Linked DNA regions of Homo sapiens: region 1 is linked to region 2. Evidence: chromatin loops called from intact Hi-C (ENCODE). Cell type or tissue: CD14-positive monocyte. All regions are shown on one strand. Links, peaks and the distances in the headings refer to the core of each region. The heading gives the core; the rest is flanking DNA. Region 1 has its middle 200 kb from the start of VAPA. Region 2 has its middle 130 kb from the start of VAPA.

Region 1 (15,447 bases), core at 7,721-10,220, 69 kb before region 2:
AATGGGACGTAGAAACAAGTTCTGTTCCCTAGATCAATACTTTATTAGGTTGAAATCTACAGATGAAAAGGGTTGGCTAGGTTGTGTTGTTGCCTGCCAGGAAATCTGTGAAAACTATTTTCGTCTTTGCTAAGAGGTAAAATATTTATGTCTTTAATAAGCACGGTGACTGACTGAGACGTAAGTGTGCTTATAAATCGCTACAGCAAAAGTGTGTGTGCACACACTTCTTAAATAAAAGGAATTGGAGGCCTTACAAATACCACTCTCTGGTCCCTCCCTAGCTCCCTGGCCTAAGGGGTAAAAGAGCTGCGACCCTCAACTTCAAAACAACTCTGCCTCTTCTATCAGGCCTCTCTTGTTAATGTGAACACCAATTTTTCACCATCCTATGATAGCTATGGCTGTGTCAGACAAGAAAGTGGCAGCTTCTCACCTAAGCTGTAGCTCTCAGTTTCCTCCTGTGGGTAAACTGAGTGGTGGGGACTCAAGCTGGGGGATCAGGGGTGATCACCAGGCCTGAATGTCAAGTACGGAGCTGATGGCATGGCAGGCTGTGATACCGGCTGCACGTGCCCATCCGATGTCAGGGCATCCCCAGGGCGTTTCTGAACCCCTCGTACCAATTATAGCACTGTTCAAACACACACACCCAAACATGATTGTTCAGCTGACAGGTTAGGATAAAGCAGACATCTGACCATAACCACTAAACCACTCAGTGTAGGGAGCTCAGATTACAGGCACTGTGAAATCTGAGTAATCCTTGAAGGACCCAGGACACTTTCACCAGCCAATCTCCCTTCTTTACTGCACAGTTAATAGCAATGTGAAAGAAAACGTGCGTTGGCACAGAAACAGTTATGTGACCCAAATACCACGGGCTCAGCTCTGCAGACCACAGCCGGGGTCACACGAGAAGCACATGGGACAGAGGGTGCTGAGGCTACCAAGATATTGAAAGAGATTTCACTGCCATGGAACAGTACATAAACACAGTTTACTGAAGAATGCATAGATGTCTACAATTATTTAGGAGATAGCAAAGTTGCAAAGCACTCTGGAAGTATTTTTGGCACTCAGTGTCTGCTCCACATGTGTGAACACATCATCTCTCTGAAAGAGGTCTGGGTAAACCTAATAAAGCCCTGCAGTCCCCTGATGTATAGGTAGAGCAGCCTTTACGTTGGCCTCCATCCACACCCAGAAGTTAATCCTGCGACCTCTTATATGCCCTTGAGTGGAGTGAGGGGGTGATACAAAATAAACCCCAAGCCAAACACACACCCAGTCACTGAGAGTACAGTAACACAGACTCTTCCATCAGTGGACCCTTCTGTGACACACATGTAGCAATGGTGCATGTTTACACATGAACCTGGGAAATTTTATGTGCAAGTTTTTGATTGAAAATGTTTAGGGGAAGTTTTCAACATGTAAATATTACTAAAATATTCTCAAATGATACATAAGTCCAAAACGAAGTTATTGAAGAGTTTAATCAACTTGCGTTTTTTTGTTTTTATTTATTTTATTTTAAAGTGACATAATAATTGTACATACGGGATGCAGTGTGATGTTATATGTATATATTGTAGAATGATTAAATCAGGCCAATTAACATATCCATTGCCTCACATATTTATTTATGGTGAGACTATTTAAAATCTAGCATGTTAGCAATTTTGAAATATACATTATTATTGACTGCAGTCCCCATGCTGTGCAATGGATCACTAAAACATATTCCCCATTCTAACTAAAACTTTGTACTCTCTGACCAACATCTCTGCTTTCCCTGTCCACCTTCCACTCGCCCTTCTGCTCTCTGCTTCTGTGAGTTTGACTGTTTTAGATTCCACATATAAGTGATGTCATGCAGTATTTATCTCTCCACACTTAATTTATTTATTTAGCCTGATGTCTTCCAAGTCTCAAATGAAATAATTTCCTTCTTTTTTATGGCTTTATCCAGCCATCTGTTGATGAACACAGGTTGATTCAATATCTTGGCTATTGTGATTAATGCTGTATCTGAGTCCATTTAGTGTTGCTATAAAGGAATACCTGAAGCTGGGTAATTTACAAGGAAAAGAGGTTCACTTGGCTCACCATTCTGCAAGCTGTACAAGAAGCATGGTGCCAGCACGGCTTGGCTCCTGGTGAGGGCCTCAGGCTGCTTGCACTCGGCAGAAAGCAAAGGGAAGCTGAGCATGCAGAGATCACATGGAGAGAGAGGCAGCAAGGCAGGGTGCAGTGGGAGCAGGAAGACTGGTTCAACAACCAGCTCCTGTGGGAACAAATAGAGTGAGAACTCACATTTTGGAAGAGCATTAATCTATTCATGAGGGATGCACTCCCATGACCCAAATCCCTCCCAGGAGGCCCCACCTCCAACACTGGGGATTAGATTTCAACATGAGGCTTAGTTGTGTCAAACATCCAAACCATCGCATGCTGCAATGAACATGGAAGTGTAGATCTCTTTGAGACACTGATTTCAGATCCTTTGCATATATACCCAAAAGTAGGATTGATAGGTCAGATGGTAATTCTATTTTTAGTGTTTTAGGAACCCCATACTGTTTTCCATAATGGCTACACTAATTTACATTCCCAACAACTGTATCTAAGGTTTCCTTTTTCTCTGCACCCTCAATAGCCGTTGTAACATGTGATATCTTCTTGTGGTTCTAGTTTGTATTTCCCTGATAATTAGTGATGTTGAAAGTATTTATATATCTGCTGACTATTTGTATGTCCTCTTTAGAAAAATGTCTGTTTGGGTCCTTTGCCCACTTTTAATCATTGTTATTTGCTTTCTTAGTACTGAGTTAAGTTCTTTATATATCTTAGACATTACACTCCTCTCAGATATGCAAATGTATTCCCTCAAGGCATGGGTTGTCTCTTCACACTGTTAATTGTTTCCTTTTCTGTTCAGAAACATTTTAGTTGAATGTAATCCCATTGATCTATTTTTGCTTTTCTTGTCTAGGCTTTGGGGGTTATATCCAAGAAATTATTGCTCAGACCAATGTCACGGAGCTTTTCCTCTATGTTTTCTTCTAGTAATTTTACCATTTTAGGTATTACATTTAAGTCTTTAATCCATTTTGAGTTGATTTTTTTTTTTTGTATATGGTGTAAGATAGGGGTCCAACTCCAGTCTTCTGCATGTGGAAATCCAGTTTTCCCAGCATCATTTGTTGATAAGACTGTCCTTTCCCCATTGTTTGTTTTTGGCATCTTTGTCTAAAATCAATTGACGATAAATGTGTGGGTTTATTTCTGGTCTTTCTACCCTGTTCCATTGGTCAATGCATCTGTTTTTATGCCAGTACCATGCTGTTTTGGTTACTATAGCTTTGTAATATATTCAGAAATTGATGGAGTGTGATGCCTCCAGCATTATTCTTTTTGTTCAAGATTTCTTTGGCTATTCAGGGTCTTTTATGGTTACCTATGAAGTTTAGGATTTTTTTTCTATTTCTATTTATTTAAAGAATGGCATTGGAATTTTGACAGGGATTATGTTAAGTCCACAGATAGGTACTATAAACATTTTGGGTTCATGTGGATACCCATAAGAACTATGGGTACTATGAACATTTTAACAATATTAATTCTTCCAATCCATGAACATGGGATACTTTTCCACTTATTTGCATGTTCTTCAATTTTTTTAACAATGTTTTATCATTCTCAATATACAGATCTTTCACTTGTTTAAATTTGCTCCTTTTTATGCTATTGTAAATTGAATTGTTTTCTTAATTTCTTTTTCTGATAGTTCATTGTCAGTGTATAGAAATGCTACTTATTTCTTTTTTTTTTTTTGAAATGGAGTCTCACTGTCACCCAGGCTGGAGTACAGTGGCATCATCTCAGCTCACTGCAAGCTCCGCCTCCTGGGTTCACACCATTCTCCTGCCTCAGCCTCCTGAGTAGCTGGGACTACAGGCGCCCGCCACCACGCCCAGCTAATTTTTAGTATTTTTAGTAGAGATGGGGTTTCACCATGTTAGCCAGGATGGTCTCGATCTCCTGACCTCATGATCCACCCGCCTCGGCCTCCCAAAGTGCTGGGATTACAGGTGTGAGCCACCACGCCCGGCCGCTACTTATTTCTTTATGTTGATTTTTATCCTACAATGTTGCTAAATTCATTTATTGGTTCTAACAGTTTTTTGGTGGAGTCTTCAGGATTTTCTGTATATAAGGTTATGTCATCAGCAAACAGAGAATTTAACTTCTTTCTTTTCTACCTGGGTGCCTTTTATTTCCTTTTCTTGCCTATTTGTTCTGACTTAGACTTCCAATACCCTGTTGAGTAGCAATGACAAGAGTGGATGTTTTTGTCTTATTCCTGATCTTAGAAGAAAAGCTTTCAGCTTTTCAATCTTGAGTGTGAGGTTAGCTGTAGGCTTGTCCTGTGTGACCTCTACAGTGTTGAGAGATATTTCTTCTCTACCTAATTTGTTGAAAGTTTTTATCGTGTAAAGATGTTGGATATTTCTACAAATGTAAATGTAAAAATCCTCCACAAAATACTAGCAAGCCAAATTCAACAGCACACTAAAGGGATCATTTACTGTGATTAAGTAGCATTTATCCTTGGGATGCAAGGATGTTTCAACATACACAGATTCATAAATGTGATTCACCATATTAACAGAATGAAGAGCATCATATAATTATCTCAAAATGGAAAAAAAGCATTTGACCAAATTCAACATCCTTTCCTGATAAAAACTCTCCACAAGTTAGGTATAGAAGGAATGTTCCTCATCTTGCATTTTAAACAGTATAAGAGGTGTTTATAATGATTCTGCAGATATTTCTAGGATCTTCCCAATATATCCATAAAGTCACTGGGGGAGGGGGGGATTCTGGCTGTGCCCGTGTACACGATGAGATTGGTCAGAAACCTAGTGACAGGTAGGGCCTGAGGGGAGCCGGTATGTGCTTTCCTGCAGCTTCACAGACACGGAAAAGTCATGTGTAATTATCAGAAATAGGATAAAACTTTCAAAAGCGCAAAAAATGGCTACAAAACTTACAAAATATAAGTCTGAATTCCATTGTTCTAGAACAATGAAAAGCAGACTCTTATCAACACAAGAAATCATAGCAGTGAGTCCTCTGGCACAAGTCAGCTGTCAACACCATGTCCTGCCATCCCCACTGGTGTCTGCCCCAACACCCAGAGAACCCACGGCCTAGTCAACACTTGCACAGACTTGTTTCACTTGATAGACAAACAATTTACTTTTTTTTAGCAATGTGATCTTTCCATTATGGTCAACCGTAGTTTCTTTCTTGATGACTTGATATTGGATTATATGAAACACTGTCTGAATTTCTTCCTAGCAATCTTTCAGTGGCAATGGTTTCTGTGCAATGCCCACCATTCTCTTCTGCTGCCTCCTCGTAACCTGGGTCTGAGTTTCTGAGAAAGCTGGACACGGGTCACCTGTGGACCATGGTTACGAGAAACAACACTGCCCCCAAATCCAAAAGTAACTCAGAACCATGGACAACAGGGCTCATATAAGAATGGCAAGGCATACCTGTGTGAATATTTAACTTGCATTTATATATCTAATGTAAGTTAAAATATATTTTTTCAACTTGTATTATTCCTGTGTCAATGTTTGAGTATTCAGTAACTCAAAACAATGGTTATTTAGCTTTTGTTTGCTGAAATGACCGAATCTAAACTTCATCATTTATAAATTTAGTTAAAACTTACAATTGTTCTTTCCTTAAGAAAGGAAGATCACTAGAATTTTTCTTAAGCTTAACTAGAAATTTGAAGCATAGAGACATTTTCCTACAATAAGAAACTGAAAGAGAATTGGAAGAGAACAAGAAAAAGGAGGATTTTATATGCACGTTAGAAACAAAGATTTTTTTAACATTAAATGCATTTGTCTGTGGGAGATGAAAGATAGGAAAAAGCAGGTAGCCTGATGTGTGTATAATATTTCCAAAGGAAAGAGAAAAAATGGTGATCCTGACCTTGGTCAAAGAATACCTCATATCAGCCACCGGCATCTTCCCCAGGACACTTGGGTAAGAATCACAACGATGATCAACAATAAATCATGTTTACTGAGCACACATCATTTGTCAGGAACTTTGGGGAAAACCTCTATGTGAGAGGTTACTTCATGTAGGGAAAAATGTGGACAGTTTCGAACTGGACAAAAAAGATCACTGGCGGTCTTTTCAATGGAATCCTAGAGATGCCTCAGGGGTATGCTCCTCCACTTTGACTAGAGTGTTTTACAACTCTGTAGAGGTGAAAGTTAACTTGTAGCAAACTGGGAGTGATGCAACTTACTCCTGTCTGTAGAAATGCAAATTGTGTCCAGTGGAATGCAACTGACTATCACACTGTAGAAACTGACCAATTTTGCCTCCATTGCATATGTAAGATGTGTAAGTTCATTTCGTCCTCCTTTTTTTTTTTTTTTTTTTCTTTTTCTGGGATGGAATCTCGCTCTGTCACCCAGGCTGGAGTGCAGTGGCGCCATCTCCACTCACTGCAACCTCCGCCTCCTGGGTTCAAGCAATTCTCCTGCCTCAGCTTCCCGAGAAGCTGGGATTACAGGTGCCCACCACCATGCCTGGCTAATTTTTGTATTTTTAGCAGAGACAAGGTTTCACCATGTTGAGCAGTCCTTCTTTATCTGACTATAGATGTGTGGATCTTGAGTTCTCTTTTGAGCCAGTTGTAATATCGAGTGACTTCCTCATTAATCGAGTTAAATAAAATCCTTGGCACATGTTCATTTTATGATTGTGTGAGAGTCATGATTTTACTGTCTTTTAAAATTTAGTCTTTAACACTCTTCTAATCTTCATGATAATACTATGAACAAGAGGAGCAGGTTTGCTGGGAATCTTCTAGCAAAAGGTAGAAGGTAGAAGGGAAGGCCCGGGCAGCCAGCCCACACCTGGCTTCAAAGAAAGGGGCTTTCATATAATTTTATCTGAACTCCCTTTTAATATGTGAATAATTCTTCCCCAGCACCCCTACATTCATAAAGTGTCCAGTGCACAGGAGCTCACTACCTAACAGCAACTTCCACTCCAAAGTTGGAAAGCTGTAGTCTGAGACAGATATTTCTTACATTGAAAGGAATTTTCTTCTCCTGAAATATTAGCCATTCTCCCGGGAAAGCAATCTACTCCCTTTTCTGCAAGAGTATTTTAACTCTTTGAAGGCCAACATCTCATATTCCCCCGGTCTTCTCCAGATAAAACCCGTTAGCTATTCCTTAATTGAGATGGTTTTAAGACCCCCTCATCATCTTGTCTTTTCTTGGTGCTCTTGATTTCATGTCTCCCTAAAATTGAGGCACCAAAAAATTGAACACAATTCTGACCCACCCAGAACATTGATCTCATGGTCTAAGTTCTAGAAATGTGTAGAGTGTTAATAACCCCATGTTTATAATTTGAGGGGTTGTCTATAATTTGCTTAGGCTCCTTTGTATGTATGGAGCTGGCCCCAGCTCTTTCTGCTTTTTTGTGTGTACTATCATACAACTCTTCCTAATGTATGTAAACTATGTCGGTTCTTTTTTAAATATGTATACCTACTTATTTCTAGTTAGATTCATTAAAACCATTATTTCTAAAACAATCAGTTATCCCTTTTATTCTATTTTTATTGAAAAAATCTGCTGTCTTCTGTTTATATTAACAGATTAGTTCTGATGATTAAAAACATAAACTATCTGTTTGATGGAAGGCACCATGGTGGGGTTGTGGAAGCATGTGACAACTCATTTTGACACTGTAAACTAACAATCAATCAATATTTACAGCTACCATTCATACTCCTTCAGGAAATCATGCTGGTGAATTCCACGTTTCTGACAGTTCCCCACCTAGAAAGCTTGCCAGTTGTGGGAAGCCAATGTGGTGATGAAAAGCATCCTACAGTTCCCTAAGCTGCTAACAAAGCTGCAGAAGATTAACCGAAGGAAAGAAATATCCCAATACCCCTGGGCCTGTAATAAACGTGATCCACTACCCCTCCTGCCACTCCCCATCTTCCAGCCCCTGGCTGGCCAGAGCAGTCTGCGGAAGCCTAACCTGTAATCAGGCTGCAATAGGAGTGAGAGAAAGAATCACAAAGCAGAGGAACAGGAATGCTGGATGTCTTCTCTACCAGATGCTCCTCTGCATGCCCAAGGTTCCAAAACAGAGGGAGCTTTAAATCTGACTCCTCTCTTCACAGAGCTGAGTGCACCCTCCCTGCTGAGCTGCATTCATGGGCAAACAAACCCTCCATGAAGGTTAGCGCTCCGTGGTGCCCTTGCTTTTCATACCATTATTAATTATGTATGTAGAGCATTTAGGCACCATCTTATGTGGCCACAACAACTGTTGGATAAAAGAAAAATACAGTCATCCCACTAGTTCATTGACCATCATGCTATCCAAACACTGATTTTTTAACACATCGATTAAAATGAAGGATATGTTGACATCCTGTACAGACAGTGTCTGAATTCTTCAATGCTCTTCAATATAAACACATTGCTCATCATATAAGTTCTTGATGACACGTGAAGGCCCCTTTGATATTGTATAACCATCATAACCGTGGGGAAACATATCAAAAGGGGAAGCAATAGGCCAAAGGTCACTGGCAAGGTCAAGGATGAAATTAAATTTAAGAGCAAAAGTTTCAACTTCGTTAGCCACTATTCCCCAGCGAGACTCCAGAACATCCTGTTAGATCTTGTTAGTTCTATGTTCAAAGTGAATTTATATCATTAGCAATTAAGAAAATTACCTGAAGAACATCACAGAACCAAATTATCCGCTTTGATTATTTGGGTATGGAAATGTGGGTCACTTTTTCAATATCAGGCAACAATTTTAATGTTTCCCTTCAGTTAAACCTGGCAAAATCCTTAAATCTAGAAAGAGTTCCTGGTTCACCATTGATTTCATTGCCTCAGGAGAGCCCGAGGTAGGAAATACGGACAGTACTCTTTGACCCTCTCTTCCGCACACCCAAACCTTCTCTTTCTGAGTGAACAGCATTTGTATCATGCAGCACTTCAGCGAGTGTCCTGAAAACCCCTTCACACATACAAGGGAGACTTGGGCAGGCAATAAAGATTTCTTATGAACAGGAAACCAGACTTGCACCACTTTATGCAACAATTTAGCAATAAAGTTAGTGCAATCATTTGGCTCTTCCAACTTGCTGGAGAGAGAAACATGTGGAAGAGTTGCAAGTGGCTTCCTATGGAGAGATAAATCCACAGCCACAGACAGAGCCCAAGAACCTCGGGAGAGCTCCCTGGAGACAAAGCTGTCTTCTGAACAGGGCTGGACCAATGGCAAACTGGGCCATCCATCACCACCCCAGCCAACAGGACAAACACACCCCTGTTGCTCCAAGATGCTTGGGACAGGGCTCCCAGGGCAGGCACCAGGGCAGGCACCAGCACACACAACATGAGCTGCTCTGAGCCAGCTGTGTCCAGGCCTCCCAGATCAAAGATTGGTTTGGGGCAAAAGGAAGTTTTGAATTTGACAGGATGTTCCTGCACACATTCAAAACAGGAATAACGTGACAGGCCAGGAGCAACAAACTCAACTGCATGCAACTCTTCAGGGCCACAAGGTTGCGTGTGTGGGGGCGAATGCTTCAGGGTCCAAGGTGGTGCTGGCTTAAAGAAAACACACAAGGATGAAAACTAGCCCTCCGTACAGTAATCCACAAAGCCTGCAGTGAGAGAAGGGAAAGGAGGGAGGAGGGAAGGCAGATTAAAGTAAGCAAACAAATTCCTTGACATGGGCCTTATGAGTTTTGACACTTTGATAGGAAGAATCTGTTACAGTGCTTAAAAGTTGCAAGTCTCGCCCCGCAGGGTATGGGGGAAAGGAGCAAAGAGTTCAAAGTGAATAATTACCTGTTATTGATGTATTATATTTAAAGACCCTGGCTGAGGATTAAAGACACTCTCAAGGCTGTTAACAGCCTGCAGTAAACAAGTCATATATCAGAGAAGTGGGGGAGAAAAGAGTTTCAGAAGGATTTCCTCCATCATTCAGGAACCCTCTGTAGGTGAGGCACAGGGTGGACATATGCATTACACAGAAGGACACATTTGAGACCAGGAAGAGAGTCATTAAATACTGAGGGAGCTTTGTCTCAGTGTCTGAAGGCTCCTCCTGGGAACTTCGCTGTCTTAAGACTTTGTTGATTAATCATGATATTCCTGGCACCACTGAAGGATTGGCAGCTGGTGGGTGCATGACGAACTTCATTGGTTGGATGGTTGATTGGTTGATTGGTTGATTGGTTGGTTGGTTGGTTGGTTGAACCCAATTTCTTTCTTGCTTATAGTTTCAATAAACAAAAGAATAAAGGTTTTAACTACTAAAGTAGGTGGCTCACCAGGCCCCATGCCCCTGCCCTAGGAATACGCCCAGAGAAGGAACAGTTTTTCGTTAGCAAAGTCCCCCCAAAAGCAGCCACTGAGTGTCTCTGTCTCCATGGAGGATGGACTTGATGATCCCCAGTTTGCATTTCCCCTTCTGTAGTATCTGATCCTGTGATCTCTCAGCTGAGGACTATTATACTAATGAAAAACACTTCCAGGAAATCAGTCCAAGACAGATTTAATTTGATGTGGAAAAGAACCCCAAACGCACATTCTATCCATCAGAAATTAGGATCAGCTTTAGGTTTCAAGTCCCTAGTTCCGAAGATGCCATAGCACGTTGAAGGAAATGAAGAGGAGTCCTTTTTGTTTTTGTCTTTTATTTCTTTTAAGGAAAAATGAAGAAGAAAAAGAAGGGCCCTCCTTCCCCCAGGGAAAAGACAGTTCTGATCAACATAATTACAATCCCCGAGGGGCAGCGCCTGCCCAGCCCTGAAGCCACAAGGCTGGTGCCTCTGCAGGTCACGTGTGCCTCCCGCAGGCTGTCCAGGAAGAGTTCAGTCGCATGAGAAGAGAAAGTCAGGTTTTCTGGGTGCATGGGTCAGCCACTGTCTCCAGGACGGGTCCCTGCCTCTCCAACTGGCAGCGCTGAGCTGAGAACCCAGTCCTCTCCAGCAAGACCCGAGCTCACTTTCCCAAGTCCAGCTGCATTTGTGCCCTCAACAAACCATGCCAGCCTCCAGGTGAGTTCAAGTCTTGTCTCCAGAAAACACTGTACCCAGATTTCAGCCCTCTCTGCTCCTTCTACCCTAGAACATCACAAAATGCCAGATTTTTAGAGCAAAAAAGGGGCCTGACCAACTCTGCAGCTGAATTTTAGCATACTAAAAATGAAAGTTCTCTTTTACAGGATAAGAAACCAATGCTTCTCATTGCTTGGCTGTGCAAGACCAGCTCCAAAACCCTCCTTGTTTGCCTTTCCAATGTGCAGAACTTCAAGGACACACAGTTAAATCAAGCATGGTTCCTGGCCCAGAAATTCCATGCACATAGGTCTACAAGTACACTAATATCCGTCATGGTAAATGTTATCCCTCCATTTATAGTTTTTTATTTCAGTGAAATATATGTAACATAAATTTTGCCATTTTAATCATGTCTAAGTGTCTAATTCAGCAGCATCAATTACATTCATAAGGTTGTGCAACCATCACTACTCTCTGCTTTCAAAACTTTTCACCACCCCAAATAGAATCTCTGTAACCATTTAGCAATAACTGCCTACTCCTCTGTCTCCACCCCAGGCACCTGACAACCTCTCATGTACTTTCTGACTCCATGAATTTGACTATTCCAGATATTCTATATAAATGAAATTATACAATACTTATCCTTTTGTGTCTGGCTTATTTCACCTAGCATAGTGTCTTCAAGGTTCATCCATGCTGTAGCATGTTTCCTGTTTTCATTCCTTTTTATGGCTGAATAACGTTCCATTGTATGCACATGCCGCATTGTGTTTTTCTGCTCATGTGTTAATGGACACACTGGGTTGCTTCCCTCTTTTGGCTATTGTGAATAGTGATGAACATTGGTGTTCAAGTCCCTGATTTCAATCATTTGGGGTATAAGTCTAGGAGTGGAATTCCTGGGTCATTCCTTTTCTTTATATCTGATGAATGAAGCTGGGCATGGTGGCTCACACCTATAATCCCAGCACTTTAGGAGGCTGAGGCAGGAGGATAGCTTGAGCCCAGGAATTCGAGGCCAATCTGGGCAACATTTTGTGAGATCTTGTCTCTACAAAAAATAAATGTAAAAAAACTAGCCGAATACTGTGTCACACACCTGCAGTCCCAGGTTCTTGGGAGGCTGCAGTGGGAGGATTGCTTGAATCTGGGCGTTTGAGGTTGCAGTGAGCCACGATTGCACCACTGCACTCCAGCCTGGGTGACAGAGTAAGACCCTGTCTCAAAAAAAAGAAAAAAAAAAGATGAGTGAATGAGTACTTCCAGCAGAGACAAGAGTTTGTGCAAAGGCAGAGCCCACCTTGTGCAGCTCTGCACAGCCTGAAGCCATGTGGAAAGGATGTCCTGAGGGACCCAGAGATGAGACCATGGGGGCAGGAGCTCTCCTGACGCTCTACCACCTCTATATTCTGACTACATTGAATCCAAGACTGACAAACTCCCAGGTATAGGCCAAAACGTAACTGGTTCCAAAACTCTCCTCTACCTTGACACCCAGGCCAGAAGTCATTCAAAGATGCAGAATACTCCCGTGGCCCGCCAACAAAGCGGTCTTAACTCCACTTCTCTCTCTTTCACTCAAGAGTTCAAGCTAAAGGGACTTACTTTTTTTCAGGAAAAATTATTCTAGTATATTAGAAAAGACCAACCATTAGTGGTTCATTTTAACGCCACTCTTATCCACCTCACAATCAATACTGACACAAGTGACGATGTGGAAAGGAAGATGGAAATATTTCCTGCAGCATTTATCTCATGGACCAACCCCACAATGGATCCACTGACTTTGTTGACAATCACAATTAACCAGGACAGAAAATATGGGAAGAGGAGTTGTATGGAAAGATGATGACTTATTTTAGGAGAGAGACTGAGAGGTGGCCCCAGGGAGAGGGTGAGCACAGTGGTCCAATCTCCAGAGAAAGGTCAGGCTAGAAAGAAAGATGTCGGAGGCATCAGCATTTAGGGTGAGATTGCCCAACGGTGAGCAAGGCTTTAGAAGAAAAGAAGACTAAGACCAGATTTCTGAAGAATTCCAACATTTAAGAGATAAGTCATCAGAGACTTAGAAGAGCCAGCAAAATCTCATAATAGTCAAGGGAAGCACTTCAAGGAGAGGGTGATCAACAGTAACCACCACCCCTGAGTCATGGTACCAGTGAAGGATTCTATTAAATCTGACAATTGGGAGGACCAAGAGGTCTTAGACCCATCTCAGGGGAGCAGTGGACAACACGTCCACATTTGAACAGTGAAGGGGAAATAATGAAGTGGTGGATTGGGAGTCATCTCCACATTTGGTAACAGACACAACACATGGTAGACACTCAAATGTTTACTGAATAAGTAAATGAGAAAATAAGTAAACGCGTGGAAAGGAACTATTGCAACTACCTACTACTGTTGAATATAGGACTGTCTCTATTAAGATTGGTAGAAGGCCATATTTATAATTGCTAATTTGTTGCAGAATGGTCTTGAGCTATTTTAGATTGAATGAACACTAATGATATAACTGTAGAGCTGTCCACATTTATAATGAATGCAATAAATTGGATCACTAAATACACTAGAAGGTGATTATAAGAGACTCGGCCTTTCAGAATTTGATGATCTGGAAGAGTAGAACTTGTTCTGACTTGAGTGGAAGTTTCTTTTCCTCCTCTAGCTAAAGGCAGAACCAATGCTCTAAATACTATTGGACTATCTTCAATGTTTAAGAATATGGATAGGCAGGGCACGGTGGCTGACGCCTGTAATCCCAGCACTTTGGGAGGCCGAGGCAGGCGGATCACGAGGTCAGGAGATAGAGACCATCCTGGCTAACACGGTGAAACCCCATCTCTACTAAAAATACAAAAAATTAGCAGGGCGTGGTGGCAGGTGCCTGTAGTCCCAGCTACTCGGGAGGCTGAGGCAGAAGAATGGCATGAACCCAGGAGGCGGAGCTTGCAGTGAGCCGAGATGGCGCCACTGCACTCCAGCCTGGGGGACAGAGCGAGACTCCGTCTCAAAAAAAAAAGAATATGGATAATAACAAACAGGAGACAATATGATAAAGAGATCAGCCGTCTGCATTATGGGCTGGCTTACAATAGGATATTAAACTCAGAATTCCCCTTCAACCCTGAGTTACCATGAGCTGAGAAGTATGATGAACTCAACTCCACACGCTTGAGGTGGAGAAACATGATGTAAAATGCAAAGAAATCTCCTGCATAACAAAATGCAAATCCTTACATCCTTATAGCCTGCTTTAGTTCAAAGAGAGGCTCTTACTGATATAATAGGAAAGCACAACTGGAAACACGAGAGTTAGAGCAGAGAGAAGCAGTGGAATCTGTGTGCTCCATGTGTCATCATCATTTCGAAAGGGATGAGGGGAGCACAAAATAGAATCTCCAAGCCAGTGCCTCAGTGCCACGATTTCATCAATTTACTTTTCCTAACATACCATTTCATCCCATCACACTGCAGCTCAAAACTATTCAGTGAATTTTCTATTCCACTTTTTTTTTTATTTCAGATTCTTTGGGTTGGCATTCAAGATTCTCTAGACTCTGCCCTTGTCTTTCTTATGAGACTTCTCCAACCAAACTGGCCACTCATGGCCCCCAGTGCTTGCCACATGGTCATGCCCCAGGGACGTGTCCCACATGGGCCCTGCCTTACTCATGGTCCGTGGTCTCATCCGTGACCTCCCTGCCCACAGGAAGATGCACATCTCATCAGCTACTCCCTTGTCATCTGAGCCATGCATTTATCTTCAAGCCACTTTTTGGACTTTCTTTTTTCCATAATAGATTTCAGTTTCTTAAGCATATGGGCTGAGAATTTGATTCATTTGTATTTCCACAGTATGTGATATAGTGCTTTTTGCATGGGGCTCATTAAAGAAAAAAGTTGAATAAATGAACAGAGGAAGGGATGGATAAAATAAAACCCAAAGTTGCAATGATTCTGGAAAAATAGACGTATTAGTTGAGATACTTTTAATCTGCATTCAAACCTCCTTACACAATAGAGAAAGATTTTATTTCTTATTCTGACACATAACCAGAAGCCAAGAGGAAGGACACACTTCAGGGCTGGTTGGTAAGTGGTACAGCAATGCCATCAGAAACGCAAGTTTTCACTAATCCCACAGAAATACAAAAGATCCCCAGAGACTGTCATGAACACCTCTATGCACACAAACTAAAAAATCTAGAAGAAATGGATAAATTCTTGGAAACATACAACCTGCAAGACTGAATCAGGAAGAAATTGAAACC
Region 2 (15,447 bases), core at 6,798-9,297:
GCTCACTGAAGCCTCAAGCTCCTGGACTTATGTGCTCCCACCTCAGCCTCCTGAGTAGCTGGGACTACAGGGGCACACCACTATGCCTGGTTAATTTTTTTATTTTTATTTTTTGTAGAAATGGGGTCTTGCTATTACCCAGGTTGGTCTCGAACTCCTGGCTTCAAGCAATCCTCCCACCTCAGCATCCCAAAGCGCTGGGATTACAGGCATGAGCCACTGTGCCTGGCCCCTTGCACGTTATTCTAATATCCATATGTCTGTTTCTATTTCCACATTTAAAATTTGGAGACAAAACCTCTCTTCTCTGTCAAGCTCCTTTCCAAAGGATGGTTAATTTATAAAGGGATAACACCTGCTTGCTGCTTGGCCACCTAAGACACCAGGTGCTACATCTCCAGTCCCTTCTGCTGTTCTGACTCAGGAAACCAAGCCAACGAGTGAGGCCACATGTTGGACTTGAGCTTGCTGGAGGCTTTTAAACTCCAGTTGCAGGTGCCAAAGCATATCTGCGCAGAAAGGCTCTCTTAGCCATGGTTTGGACAAAGAACCGTTCTCGTCATTGTTTATTATGAAAAGCTTGCAGAGATTCTTGTGGATTACTCAACAGTGCCTATGAAGCTGACCTCTGTTGATGGCTGGGTGATACTAGTGTCATTGTTTTTAGAGCACAGCTAATAACACTGGCTAGAATCACTCAGGGCCAGTTAATCAGAAGGAAGAGGCGATAACGGCATCTTTATGATATACAGTGATGTGATAAGATGCAGACGTAATGAGAACTCTTTTCTTCTGGAAAAGATTAAAGACATAAAATCCTGGCTTGGGAAAAAAAAGAGTCTTTGTCCTGCCGAAAAAAAGTGACCAGATGTCTTGATTTAGACAGAACAGGGCCTGATGTTTTAGGACCAATCCCCCATCTGTGCAGGGGGATTTTTTTTCTTTTGGTTATTTTCCTGTTTCCTGGGTTTATGAGGCCCCACCTAAAATAATCTGAACTTTCCTTGGAGCTGGCCTTCCTCCCCTGGAAAGCAGTGGTCCCAAGCAGAGACAGGAGCAATGGGGCTCAGGGCACACTGGACCTTCCCAAGTATGAAGAGGTGGCCGGGGAGTGCGCACTGAGAGGCTTCCCCAGCCCCCATAGGACCATAGGGGTGGCATTGGCCACTTGCTGAGAGCAAGTGGGACCCAGACCTAGCCACCAGGTGAGGACCATGGAAACACGTCTGATTTTCCTTCCACGAGTACCCATCAAGTGGACACTATGAACCATGTCATAGCGATCAGAGGAAAAATCCAAAGCTTTGGGACAGCTCTCCAGGAAGATGGGCGTTTGTACTTTTCCCACTGCTACATAGAGGAAAGAGTTGCGTTGGGTGTCTTTTCTCTTCTAAATTCAGTGGCCTTGGTGGGAGTGGGGTGAAGCTTAGCCGGAGTTGGACGAGTGTGAATCTGCCTCTAACCAGCCACGTGGCCTGGAGCAAGGTAATTTCCCTTCTTCAGGTCTCTTCCTTCACCTGTGAACTTAGAGGGCTGGCTGAAGACTGGCCCTAAAGTCCTGACAACTAGGACTACATCCACCATGGTTGACACTGGCTGTCATGATTCTGCACAGAGCCCGGCACACAGCAGGACTGCAATCAAAATTGTGGAATGAAATCCTGAATGCCTCCAGGAATGAGAGCACCTCTGAAGGTCCCATTTGGCCCTCAATTTTGTGATCCTTCCCAGATTTTTTTTTAATTATTCAGCCTGCAAAATTTTCACTGAGCCCGGCCCTCAGTGACTTTGCTCATTGAGCAATGAATCCACGAGATCTTTCTAAATGCTAAAACCCCTGTGGAAATTCCCATAGGAAACCAAGAAAAAGTAAGGCAAAGGGAGAGATGAATCATGTTGAACAGCCTCTAATTTCTAGGCTCCAGGTGGCTGTGGGATGCTCTACCTTTGAAAATATGATCTGAAACCTACTATTGCCAATTATCAGCTTTTTGCCTTTAGACAAGTGGCGTGAAACCTCTGAGATTCTACTTAAACCCATCTGTAAGGCTGGACAACAATTGCATTGATCACACACACACACAGAGCTGTTTTGTGATTAAATGGGAAAATATTTGTGAAAGCATTTTACAGCAAAAAGTGCAATCATGTGCCAGGCTTTGCTATTTTATAAGCCCATGTTATCTCTAGGACCACTGTAAGTGGAGGGATGCTAAAGGCATTGACTGGTGCCACTTTAAAATCCAGCGAGACAGGCATCTTCAGAGCATGCCACTCAGTGCTGCCGCTTTAGTATTTTGAACATCAAACAAATCTTCTGGAATAACATTTTGATGTTTTTAGTAGACACAAGTGAAGACCATGTGGATTCACTTTCACTGCATATACACACCAGGACTGAGAGGAACGTCCTGGGGAAGGAATGTGAGATTTGGTAGAACCCAAGGTTTTCAAAACAAATACAATAATTCAAGGAAAAGGAAAACTAATATTTAAGGAGTGCATGATATTGGCCAGACACTTTATACATATTATCTCATCTAATCGTCACAATAACCCCATGAGACATGGACAGCGTTTATAGACAAAGCAACTGAAGTTCAGAGAGGTGGAGTTTTTGCACATAGTCACAGAGAGGACCAAAGCTAGGACTCGAACCCAAGTCTCACAGAAGCTAATGCCTCTGAATTCTCCTGTGCTCAGCACTGAATGGGGTTCCTGACTCTCTGGGTGTAAAAATGTTACCTTCCCTTGGAAAATATTACTCTCCCCCTGTGCTTCCTGGATCTTAAAAGTTCTGGACATTGATATGTTTTCTTAGTCCCTGCTGGGAATGATCCATAAAATGGCCTCACTTTGAGAATCAATGCCAATGACCACCGCATTAATACTGAGGCAGAAATGCATTTCCAAGTGCATTTGCTTGCTTATTTCATAAATATTTATGTGTCTTGGACACTTGGCCACATCTCAGCCACATCATGAAATACCATATTTGGGAGCTTTATATTGGAGCAGAAGATCTTTGATAAACAGTGTGGAAATCATCGTGTAATTCACTAGCACTTCCCGGCTTTGCTGGAAGCATCTGGTGAGTTCTCCCACTGCATTCCCAAGAGGGCACTAGCTCACTGCCTTCCCATAGGAGAGAGAGAGAGCACTCAGTCTCTTCTCCAGCCTTCCAGAGTCTTTCCAGCAAAATGGACCCCACTCACCTGTTGATGGGGCCCTCGGTGGGGGAGGGCCTGGCAGAGCCTTCCATCAGGCCTAATGATGTGCTAACCAGCACATAGGGAATGAGAGGCACCAAAGGGAACGTCCTCCTGCTCTCTGTCCCAGGTCATCACGACACCACAGGTCCACAGCCAGAGCTGGATGCACAATCTGTGTGCAGGGCATTGGGGAGGAGGAAAGTGAATGGACACTCCAGGTGACTGTGTCCATCCCTCCCCAATGGGCTTTTCCATCACCCTCTACAGACAAAGACAAGCATGGGCTTGTTGGTGGACACAGCTTCAGTTGATAGTGCATGCCAGGACCACAGTGCACGTTGTGCTTGATTGACCCTGGGATGCCATCGTATCCTCTCTGCTGTCTGACACACACAAGTCTCAGAGATGCTTGATTGCAAGAACTCACTATTAATCAAGCCAAAGATGGGTTTCTAATCTCATAAGTGAAAAAACCTTAAAGGGGAAAGTTTTCTTAAGTTGACATTTCACTGTTTTGCTTTGCGGAAAACACATTTATATTTAATAGCATTTTATAGCTTATAAGGTATGTTTATTTTTATTAGCCTCATGTACCATTATCACAACTCCTAAGGTAGTAGTTATTGTTATTCTCACTTGAAAGGTGTGAAAACTGGCTCTAAGAGAGGTTAAAATATTTGCCAGTGGTTGTCCACTTTGGTACTAAGGTTGAAACTTAAACACAAATCTTCTGGCCAAAAAGTCTGCAATTTTTCTACACCACCTCTAGATTTCTTGACATTTTGCTCATCTTATAGCCATTGGCTTCTTGTAGATAGGAATTACATCTTCTTTCTACTTGTTACAGAGCCCAGTATTAATGCAAAATGCAAAACACACAATATTTTCATACTGAGCTTGTACTGAAGACTTTTACAAAATAATTGAGTAGAGGAAATTAAATACTATTGAGAACAATCAGGTTATTTCTGTTATTACCTCCCCATAATCTGCCCACATCACTGTAATCACCATGAGAGCATGTTTTTTCTTGTTTCCATATTATGAGTGTACCTGTGTTATTTTTATTGGCCACACAATACTTTATTATGTTCATGAACCACAATTTCAACCCATTTCTCCATTTGGTCCTTTCAAGTTATTTTTCCATTTTTTCCTTAAAATAAAGTTGTAATGTGTCTGATTTAGGAAGCCCAAAGCTCAGGAAGTTCACCCCTGTGTATACCTGTTGTGCCTCTTCTGACATGCCCAGTTGGCCAGACAGGTGGAATTCTGGTGTGAACCTGAGCTACTTATTAAAAATTAAAACTTCTGAAGCTCGGGTCAACTGAATCAGAACCCCTCTGGGAGTAGGAGTCAGGAATCTCCATTTTAACAAGCTTCACAGTGACTTCACACACCCTAAGGTTTGAAAACCCCTAGTTAGTTATGTGAACTTAAATAGAGCTGGCTTCTGTAGTCAATTTCATGCCTTTAATTTGAATACCTGCATCTAGTTTGTGTCTCTAAAGTCTCCACACCATTACATAGCATCTCGCATATTCTTGTCCTGAGAACACAAGGACAGGGCTGGGGGACTCTGAGTCCTCAAGGAGTCGAGGGTCAGGCTTCATCTCAGCCAGAGGAGGAGGCTGTCTTTCAGTCCTTCACACCCGATTCAGTAACTGGCCGGTGGGGGAAGGCTTCTGTTTGAAAATATCCTTGGCAATTTCTCCAACAATTAATTACCCAGCTGCTGCATAAACTCTAGTATCAACACTCAAGACCACCCAACAGAAAGCGTCAGGCACACTTGCCACATCAGCCCGCCATCATTGTGCACATGCGTGTGTCTGTGCGTGCATGTGTTACTAAATAAAAGGGACCACAGAAAAGGGTATGTGAGATTTTCTCAAAATGACCCCCAGAAGAACCCTACAGAATGTATTTTCCAAAATATCTATTCAACTTGAACTTGGAAAATACTCCTTTTTACAAAAGTCGTGCCCGAAGTGCCTTTTGGCATTCACAGGCGCTGCAGACAGGCGCTGCAGCGTGGATATGGAATACGTTCGGAAGCTTTGGGCTTCGTTGGTACAGATGGGAACAGCTCTGCATGCCGACGGCTGGGCTTACTGCTTTGTACCAATAGAGTTCCCAAAGTCAAAGCCACCCTTGCTTGATGCGTGGAGAGGCAACCTACATGAGCAGGGCTCTCTTTATGGTGATTTCTCTCATGGCCAGCTTGATGTCTGTGGCCGCAATATCAGAACGTTATAAATAAAAGCCTTCAGGTTTCGGAGTCAAACAGCCTGGGATCTGAATCACAGCTCAGCGGCTTACCAGCTGTGTGGTCTTGCATGACTCAGCCAACTGACCTTATCCTCAATTTCGCATCCATAAAAGGGGAATCATTGTAGGATGGTGTAGGGATTGAAAATAAGAAGAAATGCCTGAAGCCACCCTAGAAACCTCTTAGAAGTGATTAAAAACAAGTATTTTAATGGTCTAATGATCTCATTCAATTCTACCAATATTTACTGAAGGCTTGTCATCTACCAGGCATTGTTTCAAGCACTTGGGACAGATGGATCCATGCCTGTATGTAACCACCTCATGGCTTTAGAGTGGCTCTGGGACCTTGGGTAAACCAGGACAGGGCAGTAGGTTTTTATCACCATTTTCCACTTGCATCTGCTGCAAGCCCAATGGAGATAGAAACCTCAAAGTGCTGACAATGGTCTCCAAGGATTGCCTCAAGGACATTGCTATTGTTTAGTATTTGTGGCACATCAGAACCAGCAAAGTACTCAAGAGATGTGCTGGGGCTGGAAGCCTGGGGCGCTGGCCTCTAGCCTTGGGTTTCCATTAACATACTGTGGGATCTGGGATCCTCTGCTTCATTTTCCCTGCCAATAAGTTGAGACCAGTGTCATTGCTGAAGAAGTCCCAGTAAATGAGCCTCTGTCTTCCCCATGAATAAATTGGGAATTAGAGTAAGAAGTGAGAGATGAGAACCCAAACATCAGCTCATTACTGATAAGAGGCAGAGAGGGCTGACCTGGACAGCAGGCAGGCCCCCATGGACCCCACAGACAGTCACTGCTGCCTGGGGAGACAAGGTAGAGTGGGGGAGAGAGGTGGGGGGTGGGAGAGAACTCCCTGCACGCAGCTCACGCGGAAGAGTGGATCTCACCGCGCATGCTCAGCCACTCCCCCAAATGCATCCATCCAGCCATTCTCTCCAGCTCCTCCAGAGAGGAAAGGGGTGGTAACATGAGGCCAAGTGGGTGCCGAAAGAAAATCTTCGAAAGTAGGAAGAGCCGACGCTCTTGCCTCTAAAATCTAATCAGATGCTGTCCTATTCAGTTGATGGATCAAGTCACCGTGAGGCAGAACAGTCGAGACGTTCCATGGATCTGAACTGCTGTCTTGTAGTAAGAGCCAGGGAACCAGGACACTCCCTGGAACATCCAGAGGCCTGATTCTGCCAGAATTCTGAAGATACAGAGAGAAACTGCTTTGAATCCCTTATGTGAAGTCCAAACAAGCCCTAGAAAAGCATTTCTCAACTTACTACTTGCAACCCATTCGTGGGTTGTGAAATTATAATCAAGTTTTTACAAATTAAATGTAATTGTCTATATTGGAGTACATGGCTGTACAGGCATTGTTTCATGAAACATTGGGCTCAGTATTATTTACATGGGGATTGGGGTGTGTGCACGTATACCAGGTCATGATGCTACATGTACCTCTTACTGGGAATCGCAATTAAAAGGCGCTGCCCTTGCAGCAGTAACAGGTTTTTAATTGATTACAGTGCGAAGGAGAAGCCTGCCTTTGGCATGAACGGCACATGCTGAAGTTGGCTGATTCAACACCCGTTTGTTCCAGCCTCCTCGGCCCGGCCTCCTGTCCCACAGAGGTGGGAATCTGAACACTGCCTTTCCCACTCGCCTCTGCTGCCAAACAAGTGAAATGGGCAAAACTAAAAAAGTTAGATGCTGATGTGAGGAGCAACAGGCGGCAGCCATGGGTGGGGATCCGGGCTTCCAGCCGGTGCACGCTGGAGACCCTGACCTCTGCGAGGCCGCTTCTGGCGTCCAGTCCTGAGCCTCGGGGACCTCGTGGGGATGGCAGTGGTGGTAGTGTCCTGAAGATGTCTGTCCCTGCTGTAGCTAAGCTCAGTTCCTGGCTGTGTTTCTCCTGTTGTTCCAGGCCCTGTCGCCTCCAGGCCTGGTTCCTGCCCCCCTGGAGAGTCAGTGCGGCACACAGCGGCCTTTCATAAAGCTGCTCGCGTTCTGTCCGCGTTCTGTCTGTCTGGCTCTGCGTCCCATGCGGCGTCTTGCCAGGCCTGGCCCTCACACCCAGAGACCTGTTTTCCTCTTTGCCATAGGGCTCCCTTTAGTGGCAGGCAGCCCCCTGATGTCACAGGATTTTTCCCTGCGGCCCCTCAGCTACATCAGGATCTGGTGCTTCTCTCTCCTGTTTTATCCAAACCAATTGGTCCTGTGGCTGAACCATTCAGGACCCTATTTCAGCAACAGCTACCCCAATAAACTGCTAACATTATCCTAAGTGAAATGGCTCAGAAAAACAGAAAGCCAAGAACTGCATGTTCTCACTTACAAGTGGAAGCTAAACAACGGGTGCACACAGACATACAGAGAGGAGTAATAGACATTGAGGGCAGGAGGGGTTAGAGATGAAATACTAGCTACAGGGTACAATGAACACTATGTCAGTGGTGAGTCCGCTAAAAGCCGAGACTACACCACTACACAGTATATCCTCTTTTTTTTTTTTTTTTTTTTTTTTCCTGAGACAGAGTCTCACTCTGTCGCCCAGGCTGGAGTGCAGTGATGCAATCTCAGCTCACTGCAACTTCAGCCTCCCGGGTTCAAATGATTCTCCTGCCTCAGCCTTCCCAGTAGCTGGGTTACAGGCACCCACCACCATACCCGGCTATTTTTTGTATTTTTAGTAGAGACAGGCTTTCACCATGTTGGCCAGGCTGGTCTTGAACTTCTGACCTCAGGAGATCTGCCCACCTTGGCCTCCCAAAGTGCTGGGATTACAGGCATGAGCCACCACACCTGGCCCAGTATATCCATTTAACACAGCTGCACTTGTATCCCTAAATCCATAACAATAAAAATAAAAAATAAAAATTTTAAAAGCAGAGGGTAAGCAAAAGTTTGTATAAAAAAAGATGAAAAACAAATATTTTTTAGAAAAATTAAATTAAAATGTATATAAAAAAATAAAATAAAATAAACTATTTAAGAAAGGTGCCAACGGTTTGATGCTTCACCCTGTCCAGTGGAGCCCATGATCCAAGAAGTAGCCTTCAATGCCTTCAACCCATAACATTCAAATTGAAGATTTCAGTTGTTGGGGTCTTGCCTTGAGTGAACTCCTTTTATTCTCCTATGTGATTTAAAAGACAACTGCATAAAACAATGCAGACTGATCACATTCTGATGGCTCCCACCAGGGGAGCCCCAGCCTTCCCTCCCGTCTCCACCCACAGCAGCTCCACTTTCACCTACTCTGTCTAGCAGGGCTCCACCCAAGTCTGTATTTGAAAAAAAAGGAAAGAAAAAGTCCCAAGGCCATGGTATGAATAGGAAGGATTCTAAAAAGCACAACCCCTTTTCAGGATGCCATGCCTAATCCCCAGAACCTGTGAGTGTGGCAAAATATCACACCATGATTAGGTTCTACTCCATGGCACAGTTGGCCTTTGGATTGGGAGATTGTCCAGTGGGCCTGACCTAGTTGCAGGAGCCCTTAAAAGCAAAGTGCTTTCCCTGGCCGCTGGCAGAAGAGGAGGGCAGAGAGACTTGGAGCAGAGCTCAACATAAGCCATTGCCGCTTTGGAGAGGGAAGGAGATTCATGCTCACTGAGCACCAAAGATGTGCGAGGCATACCGCACACCTCCATAAAGCATGCTCATCCACTCCCATTCCACAGACAAAGGAAGGGAATCCAACTGAGATCAAGAATTTTCCCCGAAGTTGAATAGGGTAACTAGGATCCCCCAAAATCTGGCTTTTCTCTCACAACTAAATAAGAAGATAACCAGCTATTAATAGGCTTATGAAAGGCCCAATAAACAGTTCACAGAAACAGAAATATAAATGGCCAAAAATGTTTGAACATATGCTCAACCTAATTCAAAAATAAATATATGCAATGTAAGTGAAATATTATGTATTTGTCCATTGATATAAATTTAAAAGATTAATAATACCAAGTATTAGTGAGGGTAAAAAAATAGGCACTCTCATATATTATTAACAGAAATGTAATGTGGAGCATCCTCTTGGGAAATCAATAGGCAAAACTTATAAAAATTCTACCTACATATAGCCTTTGACTCAAAACTTCTCAGCTAAGAATTTACCCTACAGGTAAAACACTCACAAAAGTATGCCAATGCATCTATGTGATGGTCACTTCAGTATTATTTGTAATAATAAAAATACAAAAAACATAAGAGACTAGGTATTAAGTATTCTTACCACAAAAATAAGTATGTGAGGTAATGCATATGTTAATTAGCTGATTTAGCCATTTCATAATATATACATATTTCAAAACAACATGAACACAATAAATATATGCAATTTTTTAATTTGTTAATTTAAGAAAATTTAAGGCAGAAAACAGCAATCTATAGGCACATGGAAAACTATGATTGACCCATATGATACTATATCTACATAAAGACTAAAAAGAATCAGAATGTGATCAATCTGTATTGTTTTATGCAGTTGTCTTTTAAATCACATAGGAGAATAAAAGGAGTTCAAAAGAAACATACATTTATATTTTCCTTCCATATTTACCTATGTAATTACCTTTATCTGGTTCTGTGCCCTTTATTTCTTAATATGGATTTCTTCAAGTTACTAATGACCTTCTATTTCAGCCTGTATATTATATTCTATAGGGCAAATCGGCTGGCAACAAATTATCTCAGTTTTTGTCTATCTGGAAATGCCTTAATTACTTCTTTAATTTTGACTAATTGTTTTGCTGGATGTAGAATTCTTGGTTGACGGTGTTTTTCTTTTGGTGCTTCAACTATGTAATCCAACTGTTTTCTGGCCTCCGTGGGTTCCGATGAAAATATTTCTTACGTATGTCTTATATGTGATGAGTCACTTCTCTCTTACTGCTTTCAACAGTTTTATTATAGCATGCCTAGGTGTGGGAGTTTGTCTTTTTTTGGGGGGCTGGGGGGTGTGAAGACAGAGTCTTATGGTCTCACTCTGTTGCCCAGACTGGAATGCAATGGCACAAACATGGCTCACTGAAGCCTAGAATTCCTGGGCTCAAGCAATCCTCCCACCTCCGCCTCCTGAATAGCCGGAACTGGAGGCACACACCACCACTCCTGGCTAATTTTTGTATTTTTAGTAGAGACGTGGTTTCACCATGTTGCCCAGGTGGGTCTCAAACTCCTCAGCTCAAGGGTTCCACCTGCCTCAGCCACCCAAAGTGCTGGGATTACAGGTGTGAGCCACCACACCCAGCCTGAGTTTATCTTATTTTGAGTTCGTTGAGCTTCTTGGATGTTAAATTAATGGTTTTTAAATCAAATTGGGAAGTTTTTGGCCATTATTTCCTCAAATATTTTTCTGCCCTTTCTGTCTCTCTCTCTTCATTCTGGGATTGTATTGTGTTTATGTTGGTCCCACTCAGTGGTGTTCAATAGGTGTCTTAATCTCTGTTCATTTTCCTTCATTATTTTTTCTTTCTGCTCATCAGACTGAATAATAACCATTGATCTATCTTTAAGTTCACTAATTATTCCTTCTGCTTACTCAAATCTTCTTTTGAAACTTTCTGGTGAATGTGTCATTTCAAATTATTGTACTTTTTAACTCCAGAATTTCTATTTGCTTCCTTTCTATAATTTCCACCTCTTTGTTGACATTGTCTCTTTGGTGAGAGATCCTCATGGTTTCCTTTATTTCTTTGTGTATAATTTTCTTTAGCTCTTTGTGCATATTTAAAGTAATTGATTTAAAGTCTTCATCTACTAAGTCCAACATCAGGGCTTCCTCAGACACAGTTCCTATTAATTGCTATTGTCCCCTTTCTATAAAGCTATATTTCATATTTTTTGCATGTGTCATAATTTTTGTTGAAAACTAGACATTTTAAATAATATTGCAAAGGCTTTTAAGTCTAGTCTGGTGAAACAGAACACTCACACAAGTCAGGCAAAGCAGATTTTATTACTCACAAATAGGCAGCAAGGATAAACAGAAGCTTAGGATTTATGGTGAGCCAGTCCCCCAAGGCTCAGGAAAGCTGCCCAGGGCAGATGGAGTCTCATCTGTGCTTGCCCCATGTGAAATCCCAGCTGAGGGACCCTGAAAGCACTCTGCTCTGCATTTTATACCCTGGATGTCACTTTGTTTGCTGAGCTTGAGCATTGCAGAACATCCTGTTCTGGGAGGAATAAGGACACAGCTGTGGTTGTTCCAGACATTTTCTCCTTATCTCTGGACATTGTATCCTTGGTACATTCTGCCCAAGAATTACAAGAAGAGTGGGGAAGAGCTGGATTGGCCAAGGGCATCTAGGGATCTGTCCTCTTGCAAATATAATATGGAAACTCTGAAAATCAGATCCCCCCCACACCTCACTCCCTAGAGTATTTTGCTCTTGTTATTCATTGCTTTATGTGTTGCTTGTTTGGTTGGTGATTTTTCTGAACTAATTATGTAAATTCCATGTCCTTTGTTGTTGTGGCCACTGAAATCTCTGTTTGGTTAGCTTTGTGATCAGCTAATGATTAGAAAGAGGCCATCTTTAAGTGCCTGGAACCAATAAGTCTACCAGTCTCTGCTCAGTGTGACTCAGCCAGGCTGTTTACAACTCTGCCTTATCGTTCACTTCCCACTTGTGCAGAATCTCAAGGCTAGTCAAATATGAGAGCTCATGGCCTTATCCAGTCTTTCCTGAGAATGTGCTCAGCCCTGGGCATGAATATGGCTCTCTAGAGACCTAGGAATACGTTGGAGCTTTTCAAAGTCTGTATGGACGTCTCACTTCCCAAATTTCTTTTTAAGCTTTTTGGTCAGCCTTTTATTTGCCCCAGCTGTTATCCAGTGAACTGTTATCCAGGTCGCTGAGATGTTCAATAATTGCCTCTGATTTTTTTTTCTTTTTTTTTCTTTTTTTTTTTTTTTTGACAAACAGCCCTGGAGAAAAGTCTGTTTACACTTGGAAAGCTTCAAGTCAACTCAAATAAAGACAGCCTTGAGAATGAGATCTTCCAGGGAACCAACAGAAAGGTCAAATGCTGACAACTCTCTGGAAATAGGCCTTTGAAGGCACTCCATCCCTATTCTGCCCCCTCCAGTGGCTGCTGGTTTTCTCTGTAATTGAAGGCTGCATATCTTCAAGACTACCATGGAGACCAGGGGATAAGGGTATGTATGGAAATAGGGCAAATTAAAACATCATAAAACTCATTGTTCTTATGAAGATTCAGACATTTTTCTTGAGCAAACACTTCTCGAGTTGCTGCAAGCCTTTGGTTAACTTCCAGAGTCCTGAAAAGTTGATTCTGACAGTTTTTGCCACTGTTCTCATTGCTTGTACGGAGGTGGGAATTTTTGAAGATCCTTACTCCCTCATTTTCACAGATGTCACTCTCTTATTTTATTTAATTTTAATTAATTTAGATTTAAATTTAAATAGCCACATGTGACTAGTGGCTACTGTATTGGACAGTGTAAGTCTATAAAATTCAATATGAAGTCAACTAGCCCAATGAAAGTTAACTCCAATATAGATATATACAAATACAGTAAACTCAAAATCACTATGGAGGAGGCAGGCCATGCATTATCTCCATTCTGCAGTTGAGGAAACTGAGTTGAGAGTCAAGACGTGGAAAAGAGAAGCCGAGAATAACCTCCAGCTGCTGAGGAGGCCTGGGCACAGTTGCTGATGGGGCATGGGTGTCCTCAACCACCAGCCCCACTGGAAACCTGGGGGCAGATGACACAACTGCTCTCCAGCAGTCAAGTGGAAGGAGCCTGATGTCTCATCACTGCCATGTGCCAGGATGCTCCAGCTTCTCTCTAATCCTCTTTTTTTCTTTTTTTTGAGATGGAGTTTTGCTCTTTGTTACCCAGGCTGGAGTGCAGTGGCGCAATCTCGGCTCACTACAACCTCCGCCTCCCAGGTTCAAGTGATTCTCCTGTCTCAGCCTCCCAAGTAGCTAGGATTATAGGCACCCACCACCAGGCCCAGCTAATTTTTGTATTTTTAATAGAGACAGGGTCTCACCATGCTGGCCAGGCTGGTCTCAAACTCCTGACCTCAGGTGATCCACCCATCTCAGCCTCCCAAAGTGCTGGGATTACAGGTGTGAGCCACCACACCCAGCCTCTTTAATCCTCTTATTAGTCATCCTATAGGTGGCCAGGAAGCCAAACAAAATGGAAATCTGCTGAATTTAAAACAATCTGATGCCCTTATTTTTTCAGTTCAATAAATTAAAAATATATGGTTTGGTTTCAAACTGATTCATGGGAGTTTAGGATTAAAGATTTTGTTCTCCTGGTTGGTTGGGTTTTCCTTGTTTCCTTTTTCTTTTAATCTTCTTTTAATGTCACGCTCCCATTTATGATTGTGTAAACAATGGATGTACGATTTCTGCACTCGGCACGTGAGTGCAGCTACCTCTAGTATCAGCTCATGGCTCTCTGCACTTCCAGTGCCTGGGAGACATGCATTTGCCAGAATCCATTACATTGTCCCAGGCAGGAGTGCCACAGGGCACCCAGACTTCCCAGGCACCAGCTAGTGGCAAATCACATCAAGCATTTGTGGCATTTGTTTCAGGAGAGCACACTGCAGCAGGGTGAGGTAGGAAGCCTGTCCCAAGGTATCCACTAAGTTAGACAATCCAGGGAAACCTTGGTTTACTAATCCAGATTTCAACCTGCCAAACCAGCTCCAGTGCAAGACTACCAAGCTCGCTTTGTATCAGCTTTCAAGAGACTCGGTGCAAAGGAAATAAGTGATGATGTGCTCAAACAGAGAAACCCATCCTAATTCCCAAAGACACCTTCCCCAGGAAGCCTTCCCTGACCCCTGGGCTGAACTGAGAATGCCTCCTCTGTGCCTCCCTGTCCCTGAGCACAAATAGCAGGGCACTCCACATGCTATTTGTAAATTACACGTTGCCATGTTGGCCTCCCCAGTCAGACAGCGAGATTCTTGGAGACAAATGTCTTGTCTTCATTACCCTAGCACTAGCACCAGCACCAGCAGGGGGCCTTAGATGCTCCCTGTGTGCAATGATCTGTGTGCATATCCTGCCTATGTATAGATGTCCTGGGCTCAGTACACACTTGTTGAACTCAACCCAGGATGGCTATGCCAGGACAGAGAATGTGGCTTTTAAGGGACCCTAACAGCCCATCTGAAAAAAAAACAAAAACAAAAAAACTTGATCCTTGATTTAATCATGGGATTTCTATTAAGATATCACACATTTTGGGTTTTTCCAGTCTGTCTTCTTCCTCTTACTACTGATCACGTCATTCCCCTGTGCCATGCATAGCACAGCCATGTGTGTTTGACGGACACAGGTTGATTAGTACACTGAGAGCCTTGCTCTCTCTGATGCCCTTGGCAGGGAGAAGCCAGATTGCAGGGCCTCGGGTATCAATGGCTTACACGGGACCTCCTTACTTTGGTTCCTTCTCCCAAGGAAACAGTTGCAGTCATAACAGAAGTGCACATATTCAAAGTCCGCTCATGCTGTGTGCCACGTGGTCAGGAGGGCAGTCATCTCCCAGGGCAAGAGGGCATTCCCAGCCTCCCCCTGGGCACATCTTCCCTGCTCTTGGGCAAAACCACCAGCCAAGATAACGCTTACATTATTGGTGGACTTCATTTTTGTGTCATCTTTATCCATCATTTATGTACTTGTTTAATGTATAAAATACATTTACATATTTAACAAATGTCTTGAGCACCCGCTGTGTGCCAGGTGCTGTGCTGAGCACCACTGGGTACAAAGATGAACTAAAATGTGGGTTCTCCCCAAGGCACCTGCAGGCCAAGCGTGCATAAAGGAAATGGACAAAACCATGGGGTTGAGATGAGAAAATATTAGAAGGAGGAGGGAGAGGAAGAGAAGAAGGCAGGTGAGGACAGTCCCTTGAGACAGATGTCTACGTGGGAGGAGGACGATGGATCTGAGAAGGA

Evidence for each region. Hi-C counts contacts between places; a loop is a spot of excess contacts. Peaks named below come from ENCODE experiments on the same cell type or tissue, not always from the same donor. Only the 100,000 strongest peaks of a DNase experiment are listed, where the experiment ranks them.
Region 1: it touches region 2 in a loop (2.0-fold over the local background); 1 of 110 quality-filtered maps calls a loop at or near these places.

The regions. Positions count from the first base shown.
Region 1 is chr18:10,107,633-10,123,079 of GRCh38, reverse strand. No RefSeq gene overlaps it. Among named protein-coding and RNA genes, the nearest start is that of VAPA, 200 kb to the right of the region's middle. In CD14-positive monocyte, for the core only: no CTCF peak of the experiment used is centred there; DNase peaks (open chromatin) are centred at 8,619 and 9,139; H3K4me3 peaks cover 1,175 bases; H3K27ac peaks cover 2,500 bases.
Region 2 is chr18:10,037,529-10,052,975 of GRCh38, reverse strand. No RefSeq gene overlaps it. Among named protein-coding and RNA genes, the nearest start is that of VAPA, 130 kb to the right of the region's middle. RefSeq lists a silencer at 430-724 and an enhancer at 8,399-8,940. In CD14-positive monocyte, for the core only: no CTCF peak of the experiment used is centred there; no DNase peak of the experiment used is centred there.